Regions from separate parts of the Homo sapiens genome. Here region 2 is linked to region 1. Evidence: chromatin loops called from intact Hi-C (ENCODE). Cell type or tissue: heart right ventricle. All regions are shown on one strand. Links, peaks and the distances in the headings refer to the core of each region. The heading gives the core; the rest is flanking DNA.

Evidence for each region. A loop is a pair of places that touch in the nucleus more often than their neighbours do. Peaks named below come from ENCODE experiments on the same cell type or tissue, not always from the same donor. Only the 100,000 strongest peaks of a DNase experiment are listed, where the experiment ranks them.
Region 2: a loop joins it to region 1, with 3 times the contacts of the local background. A loop is called at or near these places in 8 of 110 quality-filtered maps.

What each region holds. Positions count from the first base shown.
Region 1 is chr4:138,662,501-138,667,885 of GRCh38, forward strand. No RefSeq gene overlaps it. Among named protein-coding and RNA genes, the nearest start is that of NOCT, 350 kb to the right of the region's middle. In heart right ventricle, for the core only: no CTCF peak of the experiment used is centred there; no DNase peak of the experiment used is centred there; H3K27ac peaks cover 745 bases.
Region 2 is chr4:138,192,826-138,198,210 of GRCh38, forward strand. All of the region lies in intron 6 of SLC7A11 (solute carrier family 7 member 11), which reads right to left. Among named protein-coding and RNA genes, the nearest start is that of SLC7A11, 47 kb to the right of the region's middle. In heart right ventricle, for the core only: no CTCF peak of the experiment used is centred there; no DNase peak of the experiment used is centred there.

The DNA.
Region 1 (5,385 bases), core at 291-5,290:
GAGCAAAATGCAAGAGACATTCCTATGAAAGGTGTGTGGCATCATGCAATGTGTAGTATTTATAATCCTTTTGTCCACTCGGCCTTGTCACCCTTACAAAGACAATACATCTCACCTTGGTACCCAACTGCCTTTTGCTTCTCAGTGCTAGAGGTGCTACTGCTGTCTATAACCACACTTCTCTTCCTTTTCATTCTCTGCTTATTGGTACATTTCTAAATGGAGACAATTTCTGGACAGTTACATTGTAAGGAGGAAAGCTCTTCTTTCAAAAGTTATGGAAAGATCAGCTCTAAGTGAGGGCAGTGCCATTCATTCATTAAACCACTCTTTATGGAGTGGGTACTGTGAGCCCACCACTATGCTGTTATGCACTTGAATTCAGCAGTGAACAGCACAGGCAAGGTCCCTGCTCTTGTGAAACTTATATCTTGAGTTGAGAGGAGAACAAGAGAGAAATAGAGTAGAAAAGAAAACAAAAATAAACCAGATAACCACACAGTGCGGTGAGAACTGTATGTAGAGTTCTGATACAAGCCCCAGATAGGCCACGACTTTGGGGAGGGGGAAACACCAACATGCACATAGTAAATTCCCTGTCAACCTGCAATTGACCTGGGAAACTGCACTCCTCAAAAAGTGACTTCATGTAGGTTCCTTTTGAATGGGCACTTGTGATCACATAACCCAGTGAGTGAAAAGTCACTTGGCAGTGTAGAGACCTGTGTCTTCATATCTGAAATGCCAAAAAGTAGGGTTTAATATGTTGTTTTCATTTTAATTATATTTGTGTTCATCCACAAGTATAGAAGCTAAAAAAGTAAAAAGGATGAAAAATGCATTAGTTATCCTATTTCCATGATTCTACCCTCTTGCCTAAAGACCTTCTCCAATTTTTCTATCAGACTTTAAGAATATCAAAATAAAGTTTTTGAAGGGTTGTTTCCTTTTTTTAAGTTTTCTATGTCTTCATAGCTGTCAAAGTATTTCATCTTTTTTCTCAAAACATTTGCAAGCCTTGCTGTCACCCACTAATGACCTATTTCAGACTCTTATTTCCCTCTGAAGGGATTTCCTATATTCTTTATTGCAACTCCTCTGATATGACATTATATTCTAATTGGAATAACCACTCCAACACTTCCTTTACCCTCAACCCCTAAACTGCAAATGATACCCCAGTATCCTGACCCCTAATTTCAAAAATAGTTTCCTATTTCATCCTCATCCCATATTATGTATATCTGCTTCTCTTTTTTCTTCTCCAAGATGTGGCTGTCAATTGGCAGCAGATCCAGGAACAGCAGCAGGCTATTCACACCCTCAGTTCTGTATCCTGCTCAGTTTTCCTCCAGCTGACCATAGGCATCTTACCCAAAGTGAGCAATAGCTATTTTGGAAACCTTTTCCACACCAGCAGGCAAGGCTTTGAGACTGTAAAAGAAAAAAGCATCGGAAAAGGCAAAAATCCTCACTCACAGTTTTCAGCAGGAAACAAAATGTCTCCAAAATCATGCAGCCACACTGTGGCCAGACAAAGACAGCAGGAAGAACCACCCCCACACCTCCAGCCATCCTCCACTGTGAAGCAAGATTTCCTTTCCTTTCACAGCAGCTGTGGATGGCGTTGTGGAACCTCACATCATCGTGAGCACAGGACAAATTTTTTATTCTCAAATAAAATACGAGGAACTGAAAGTATTCCAAATCACAGCTTTAAAAATGTAATTGTGTGACCTTTTGACAAGGTCTCAGCCCATCTTTCCAACATTACCATCCACAGTGCTCCTTCATGCATGGCAGATTCCTAACAAAACACTGGAGCATCATTCCCTAAACAAAACTGGCACTTTCCAACCTCTGAGCTTCTGCTCTCCAAGTCCTCTCTCTTAGACTGTTCTTCATTCTCAGCCCTCATCTGAGGCTTTTTCAACTGCTGCCTCCCCCATGAATTTTTCCCCACTTATCCCAAGACAAACTCTGTCTCCCCCTTGTTTGTGCTCTCCTAACACATTGCTTACAGATCTACAATAAAATTAGTCACATTCTGTCTTATGTCAAAGCTGTTGACTATAAACTCATAACAGATTAAGTCCTGGGTCTCAATGATCCTGGTTTTCCATCTAGTGTCTAGCTTATGTAATAGGCAATATTGAAACATGTTAAATATAAGCGATCGTAAATAATGACTTTTCTTCAGTGATAGATTGTAGAGGTAATGAAGCTTCTCTTGTGAATATGTGATTGTCTCTTCTCTCTTGTGTGATGCTGAGACGCTGAACAGAGTAACTGGTACGTAGCAATAATTCCTCATATTTTTGCAATTCTGGGGAAGGAGGAGGAAGAGGATGATGATATGAAAACGGGAAAAAGAGAGAGGTGATCCCTATGGTGGTTTAAAGATGGCCACAAAATTTTGACAGTCCTCCCATGAAGAGGTGGGCTCTCGGTGCCCTTTTCTTGAATGTGAGTGGGCTCTGGAACTCCCTTGACCAATGAAGTAAGGTGGAAGTAACGCCGTGCCAGTTTCCAAGCCGAGATCTTACAACACTGGCAGCTTCCACTGCTGCCTCTTGGAAAACTCATTCTTGGAACCCAGTTGCCACACTGTGGATGCTCAAGTAGCCCAAGGAGAAGCCTATGTGGAAATGAATCAGGAGTCAAAACCAACAGCCCCAACTGTACCTCCAGTTAACAGCCAGCGACAATTTGCCAATCATATGTGTCAGCCCTGTTGGAAGTGGCTCCTCCAGCCCCAGATGGACCACCCTAGCCTGACACCATGAGAGCAGACAAGCCATACCTCCAAAACCCTACCCAATGCAATTCATGAGCAAATCAAATGAGTGTTGTTATTTCAAGCCATTAAGTCTTGGAATCATTTATTTAAAAGCATTTAATAACTGGGACAGCCACTTACCTGACTTTCTTTTTGTCCTTTCAGATAAGTCCCACATTTCAAATATCTAAAAAATTTCTGAGATTTTTCAATATTCAGAATATTTCAGCTTGGTCAGTTGATGAACGAGCTACTCTTTTTGAGTGAACTACAAGCTGTATATGGTGTTTAAACCACACCAAAAAATCTCTCTGGGTGACAGATGAACCTGAGTAGGATGTGGACCTCCCACCCTACTCCAGCTAAAGCTGCTTCTCTTCCATCTGTTTTCATGTCATGAGTTCCCCTTAAAAATCCACTGGAACAAAAGATCCAATAGCAGCAAAACGTACAAAAGGTGCTGTTCTAAAGTATTAGGCCCAGTAAATTTGACTCTGTGGCCCCTGCTAGTAGCTCGGATTACTTTCACAAAACAATGAAACAACCACTTAAATCATCTTCCGTTTATAAGCAAAACTAAACGGAAACCCTAGTTAAATTTTCTACAACCTCTCATATGCTGGGCACTTTTGCTTCTGCCTGGGATACCTGGTACATGAAAGGTAACTCCTGTTGCTTTCAGAAGCTCCGTCTATTCGCAGCAAAGCAGTGACACCTGCTTGGAAAAATTCCTCCCAGGAGTCATGGATGACATTTCTGGGAAAGATCCCAGAATGGCACATTGGAAATTAATAAGCGTACCAAGCAAATGGCTCCTGTGGAAGCTGTACCCTCTTGTTCATTCAGCAGAATTGTATTGTCAGTGTAATGACCTACCTGTCTCCCTGGACCACTACTACTGACTGCTGAAGCCATTTGACATTCTGTCTTGTAGGTTGAGGCTTGCTTTAGACACCAGAACCCCATATATCCCTAGTCAGGGGTAATTTAGGGACATACAAGTCAGAAATACAAGTGTTTGGGATGGAATTTGACCTTGGTAGTTCCAGTCTCACTTTATGATCGTATTCTAGTAACTAAACATGACCTTCCTCCCTTGACCAGGTGCCTACATTTCTCCCCAGGTTACAACCACTGCATTCCAACCTTGCTCCCCACCGCAACAAACAGCCTTATCCTCATTTCTTCAAAACCAGAGCCCTGTGGTTTGTCTAGTCTTTCAGTCTGGCAGACTCCCTGACAATGATGCATGCCTTCCTGAGTCTGAGTGTCTTGCCTTTTGCCAGACCCCCTGCCACCACACTCCCCCTCCCTGCAGAAGCACCACCTGTCGCCTCTTGCTCGCCCACCCTGACACTGGCACTTCTCCAGCAGCCACACACTTTTCAGACGCCACACATAACGTGCAGGTCAGACTGCTCCCATTCCTGCAAGCAGGGTCACCCTCTCAGGGCCTACCTTGCCACAAGGGTGTGGACTCGTCCTGAGATGTCGCTTTATCTTTTTCTCAGGACTACCAAAACAAAGTACCACAGACTGGGTTGCTTAAACAAAAGAAATTTACTGTCTCACGGTCCTAGAGGCTAGAAATCCGAGATCAAGGTGTTGGCCGGGTTGGTTCCTTCTGAGGGATGTGAGGGAGAATCTGTTGCAGGCCTCTCGCCTTGGCTTCTAGACGGCCGTCCGATCCCTATGTGTCTTCACATCATCTTCCCTCTCTGCATGTGTGTCCAAATTTCCACTTCTTATGAGAACACATTGAATTAGAGCCCACTAGAATAACCTAATTTTAACTGACTTACCTTACTGAAGACCCTGTCTTGAAATACAGTCACATTCCGCGTTACTGGGGGTTGGGACTTCAGCATGTGAATTTGGGGGGACACGATTCAGCCGATGACAGCTGCCCTCCTGCCAGTGTTCTTCACCCCACTCCCTACTTAGGTCTGAGCTTTTAAGGGTATCAGAGCAGTGATTTTCAAGTCAATCTCACATGTATAATGAGAGGATCCCAGTTTACATCTAAAATGTTCACTGTTGGGCCAGGCGCGGTGGCTCACGCCTGTAATCCCAACACTTTGGGAGGCCAAGGTGGGTGGATTACCTGAGGTCGGGAGTTCGACGCCAGCCTGACCAACATGGAGAAACCCCGTCTCTACTAAAAATACAAAATTAGCCAGGCGTGGTGGTGCATGCCTGTAATCCTAGCTAGTGGGGAGGCTGAGGCAGGAGAATAGCTTGAACCCGGGAGGCGGAGGTTGCAGTGAGCCGATATTGCACGATTGCGCTCCAGCCTGGGCAACAAGAGTGAGACTCTGTCACAAAAAAAAATAAATATAAAATAAAATAAAATAAAATGTTCACCGCTAGGCCTCAGATAGGCGCATGTCTCACAGTCTGGTAAGGCAAGCCTGCCAAGAGCTCACCTTTACCTGACATTGTTTGGACGTTTGTCCTCTCCAAATTGCATGTTAAAATGTAATCCCCAGTGCTGGAGGTGGGGCCCAGTGGGAGGTGTTCGGGTCATGGAGGCAGATCCCTCATGAATGACTTAGCACCATCCCGTTGATGATGCATGACTTCTCTCTTGGTGAGTTCACACGAGA
Region 2 (5,385 bases), core at 255-5,254, 470 kb before region 1:
TAAAAATCTGTTGCATTTCTGAAAACTGCCACCCATCCAACAAAGAACAAAGTACAATTGCCTCTTGTTTTGCCCAAGGACTCATAATAAGACAAGCAACGTTAAGTAAATATACTCTTATGCTAAAAACAAGGCAACATAAAATAGATATATATGTTTTGGCATGGTAAATGGGAATGAGGTTCAAAATTCCCTTAGACAGTAAACGCATGTCTTAGAAGGAACTGACAACACTTATACTATACACACACAACCAGGCCCCATCACATTTCTGCTGCATAATAAGAAATGAAACAAGTAAACATGGAGACATTCAATCCCACCAAACGAACTACTGCTTCTACCACCCAAAATTGCCTCCAACATTTCTGACCAAAAAAGGCAAGTGCAACTAATATTGATCATTTCACTTTGATATCTAGTGATCAACTAAACAACTGGCTTTCAAGTAGGGTGCTCTGGGAATTAGAATATAAGATAAGCAATGGGATTATAGACTATCCTGTTCTCACTCATTTCAACCAGATGAGTCCTCTCTTACTAGTTTTATGTATTGACATTCTATCAAAGAAAGATGTGTTCCAGTAGTTGAGGTAGGTTTTAAAATCACTGTTCTAGATGCTCAAAGTCATGTCTTTACATCACTTTGTGGACCCAATGCTGGCTTCCTATAGTTTAAAATATATAGGAATTGGGCCTGGTGCAGTGGCTCACACCTGTAATCCTAGCACTTTGGGAGGCTGAGGCGGGTGGACCTGAGGTCAGGAGTTTGAGACCAGGTTGGCCAATATGGTGAAACCCCATCTCTACTAAAAATAGAAAAATTAGCCAGGCATGGTGGCAGGCACCTGTAATCCCAGCTACTTGGGAAACTGAGGCAGGAGAATCGCTTGAACCCGGGAGGCGGAGGTTGCAGTGAGCCAAGACTGTGCCACTGCACTCCAGCCTGGGCAACAAGAGTGAGACTTCATCTTAAATAAATAAATAAAATATAGATGAGTTGGCTTTATAAAATGCCTAAATATGAATGATTATATAGGTATGTATGCACATATTTGACCCTAAAATTGAAAATAATTTTTCACTGCAATAAATCTCTATTCATACTCTTAGAGTAATTAAGGGAAAAATAATTTTAGCAAATGAAGCTAATGTTAGTAGGAAAAGTATAAAATTGATAGGGAAGCCAATAGAAATGGCCTGGCTTTAGTTAAAGTGGTAAATCCACATGCCAAGGCCACAGAGGACATGACATAGCAGCTGAATGGAGCAGAGGGAAAGGTGGGAAAGAGAAAAAAACAGAGTTGATGGGCTAAGCACCCTGCCAGTTCAGAGAGATAATATGTCACTGTCAAGAAAGTGGTGATGAAGACTCCTGGTTGGAACAGTTGACAGTTTCCTGAAAAGGTCACAAAGGCTCTCAGAATGGCAGAACCTCCTGTAAGCCCTCCCTCTCCTCTCCTCAGGCTGTCCATTTATAAAGATTCATATTCCCCGCAGAAATGGAAATGTTGTGATCTTTTATCTTTCAGCTCAAAAGTTAAAACTTTTGAAAAATAAGCTTTTGTGCATTCATTTTGTATTTACTAATGCCTTTTCTTAGACTACAAAGATTCATGTCCCTCTCTTTAGGAACATTTTTCTCAAGTCAAGTGCCACTATCTAATGGCTCAGGGACTCTCTGCCCAAGGGAAACAAAAGTGGTTCATACAATTGTCCATCTCTTAATTTCTCTTTGCTTCCATCATTTCCCTCAGCTTTATACTCTAAATTCCCACAACCAAGAAAAATGTCTATATATACCATCCCAAATGTAAATTGTCTTTTGGTGACATCTTTTCTCTGGAGTTCTGTCTCTGATATTTGTATTCACTTGATTTCACAGAATTATGGAAAAGTCTGGGTCTAGTCATGTCCCCATCACTAGCAGAAACACAGATTACCAAATCTCTCTGGACTTACACTTCCCCATGAGTTGACAAGGGTGTTGAATTAATGAAATCTAAAGTTCGTTTTCTTGAAAGTTCATTATTTAATAATTTTAGCACATAAAGCTAATCCCTAAAGATTGTTTAATAGAATTCTTTGAAAACTCAGTTAAGCCCACTTGCTCATGTAACAGAGCATCCTAAGGAAGTTTCTGCATTTATTTTGCTCTGTCATTCACAGGAGAGAATAGGATGCCAACTTTACAATCTCTTCTCCTGTCTTCTGAAGATGTGATTCTGTCCTCAAGCAGCAGTACAGCACATCAAAGTACCTTCCATCATTATAACTTCAAAGTGTCAGCCTGGCTGAAAAATAATGATCATTACAGAAGATCATTTAAAGGATAAGTGATCTGTTCACTCTTCTGCATTCTAAAAAGGCTGTCTGTGGGATCAGGTCAGACCTCTGGACGGTCACATACATTGACTGTATTATTTCACGTAATGTCTTCATAAGTCACTGTATCTTACAACCTTAGCTTTTATCAAAACCTTATTGCAAGAAATGTTTTTAAAACCATCTGAATTTCAGGAGGATATTTCCCATTGCATTTATTAACATTCTTTATATCAAGTTCATTCATTTAATCAATGTTTGTTAAATATCTTCTATATGCTAGACATTATAATAAGCAAAGGGATAAAGACATCAGCTACACACAAAAATTCATCCTCTCACGGAATCTAAAATTCAAACAGAACAAGACATGGAGGACCCTCTCCCTGGCATGCTGCTCCCCCTAGATCTTCACATGGTTGCCCCCATTTTTCTCAGATCAAAGTCTCCCTCCTCAGGGAAACCTTACCTCCTTCTTCTAAGTAGGTCTCCCACCCTGGGTCTCTCCATTACCTACTGTTTTTAATATGAAGATAAACTAAAACATCTTCTGACTCCTTATAGTCTCTTCAAACATCTTTATTTATGTATTCATACTCACCAATTCCATAAAAATATTAAGACTATTCAATGAGCATTATTAAGGGCCCTTGAAGTGTTTCCTCTAAATCTCTAGTGCAAACATTTTTGAGAAGGGTTGTCAGGACGGTTTGTTATCCTCAAGCATAACTCTGCTTTTTATGTGTCTTGTAACCACATGCAGAAAGGGTTTCTGGCTTCTTTGGCCTCTTTTGTTGTTGTTTTATTTATTTTTTATTATTTTTATTTTTGGCAAAGACTTAAAGAAGGCTTAAAAAAATGGAAGCAGTGAAGAGAAAGGGGAAGATAGAAAGTTAAGAGGCAGCTTAACAGAGAAAGGAAATGTTTATTCCACCAAATCCTCATGTGAATTCTAAATTATTAAATCTCTGAGAACACCTGATTTATGAACAGGATAACACTGCCCCTAGCCAAAATTATTTGTAATAAAAAGCAGGAAATCTCCTGAAGTTCATCTCAGATTTAATATCAAACACAGCAGCCACACCTGAACACTTCTCCATAAAACACGAAAACAGCATGGTGTGATCAGCCAGCAGCCACCAGTGGGGAGTTGGGTACAAACAGGGTGTGAGTGCCATGGAAAGGATCAGGCCTCACTAATCTAGAGAAACCAGCCAATGAAAAATAGCAACAGACTGAAATAATGTCAACACTTGGAAGGGAAAGGAGCACAAGGAAGACTCACTTCTAAATATACAACAGCCAGTTCACATTCCTTGTCAAAATACTGAGCTCCCTCCGTGACGACTGAAGTTGAAAGAGCAACACAATTGTGTTTTGTGTATGCATATTTAGAATATACCAAGTGAGGATGAAGCACCATGGGGAAAAAAAGACTTGTTATGAAATAGGCTTACATTGATGTTGCCTTTTTTTAATTTAATTTAATTTAATTTTTATTATTTTATTTTATTATTATTTTTTAGACAGAGCCTCACTCTTGTCACCCGGGCGGGAGTGCAATGGCACAATCTCGGCTCACTGCAACCTTCACCTCCTGGGTTCAGGCAATTCTTCTGCTTCAGCCTCCCGAGTAGCTGGGATTACAGGCAACTGCCACCACACTCAGCTTATTTTTGTATTTTTAGTAGAGACAGGGTTTCACCATGTTGGCCAGGCTGGTCTCAAGCTCTTGACCTCTGGTGATACGCCCACCTTGGCCTCCCAAAGTGCTAGGATTACAGGCGTGAGCCACCGTGCCTGGCAATATTGCCATTTTGTGAGAAAAGTAGCAAACCTCTAATAAGAATTTCATTAAAATTTGATTCAAATATTTTTCTACAGATACTTGGTTCAAAAAGAAGAAAGATGTCAAGAATGAAAAGGTATCTTATTATTTCTAGTGCAGACTTCTTAGGTAATGTGTTCATTACCATTTTTATAACATATGTAGTGAAGGATTCTTTCTCAGGATTATATATCCAACTATTTGAATACATATATAATAATTAAATTTATTCATGTTTAATCTAAGGCAATTTCGATAATTATCAGAATCATAAAGAAATATTTTTTGCATGTTTTCATTAATACTTCCATTAACATTTTGGCATTTGCTATGTTGTTAAGAAGTATTCTGAAAAGTAGAAAATCATATTAAAAAGTTGCTGTATTAATAGGATTTGGGGGTAAAAAGAACAAAAGACAAAAAGAGGAAGATTAATGTCATTGGTAGGTACTTGGGAAGTTACTTTAATTAGTTAACATTTTTTAAATCTGAAAGAAGAAAAATAAGTCAAGTTAATAAACCATAGTACACAGAAAAATAAATTTTGGACTATAAAAGACTCAGCCATATACATGGACTATATCTTTATATAGAGCAGATTTAATTATGAGAGATAACACTACCAAGATAATTTGAAACACCATGAGCTTTAAATTTAAAAGCACTATACAGATTCTCTTCATCCACTTGAACAGCTAAGAGTAAAAACGACCTCTATGCAAATACAAGTTATACTCAATGTTGACTTATTCAGAGAAAAATAATAATAATTGAGGCTACTTTTCCCTTCAGATTAAAAAAGAGTATTACAAACTTTTAATAAAATTATATAGTAATTGGTTGATATATCTATAAAAAGGCAAGTGGAATAGATTGCCTTGAAATACAACTTAGTATATAACATAAAAATACATTAATTTTATTATTATAATGACAAGTATCAATGTAATATATTGTAAGTATCATAAATATAATATAATAAATAAAAAGTATCATCAATATAATATAATGTAAGTATCATAAACTAAGGAGTAATATGACTATTTGCTAATACTGGGATATTGAGAAAATTGGGGGAAAGTCAAGAGCCTATATTATATCAGGTTTAAAAAAAAAATCCATTCCAGATAAGGTAAAGAGTGGGCTGTAAAAAAGAAACCAGAAAAAACAAACAAACAGAAAATATGGGTGAGATGAAAATGATCTAGGGATGTAAAAATTTGCAGATC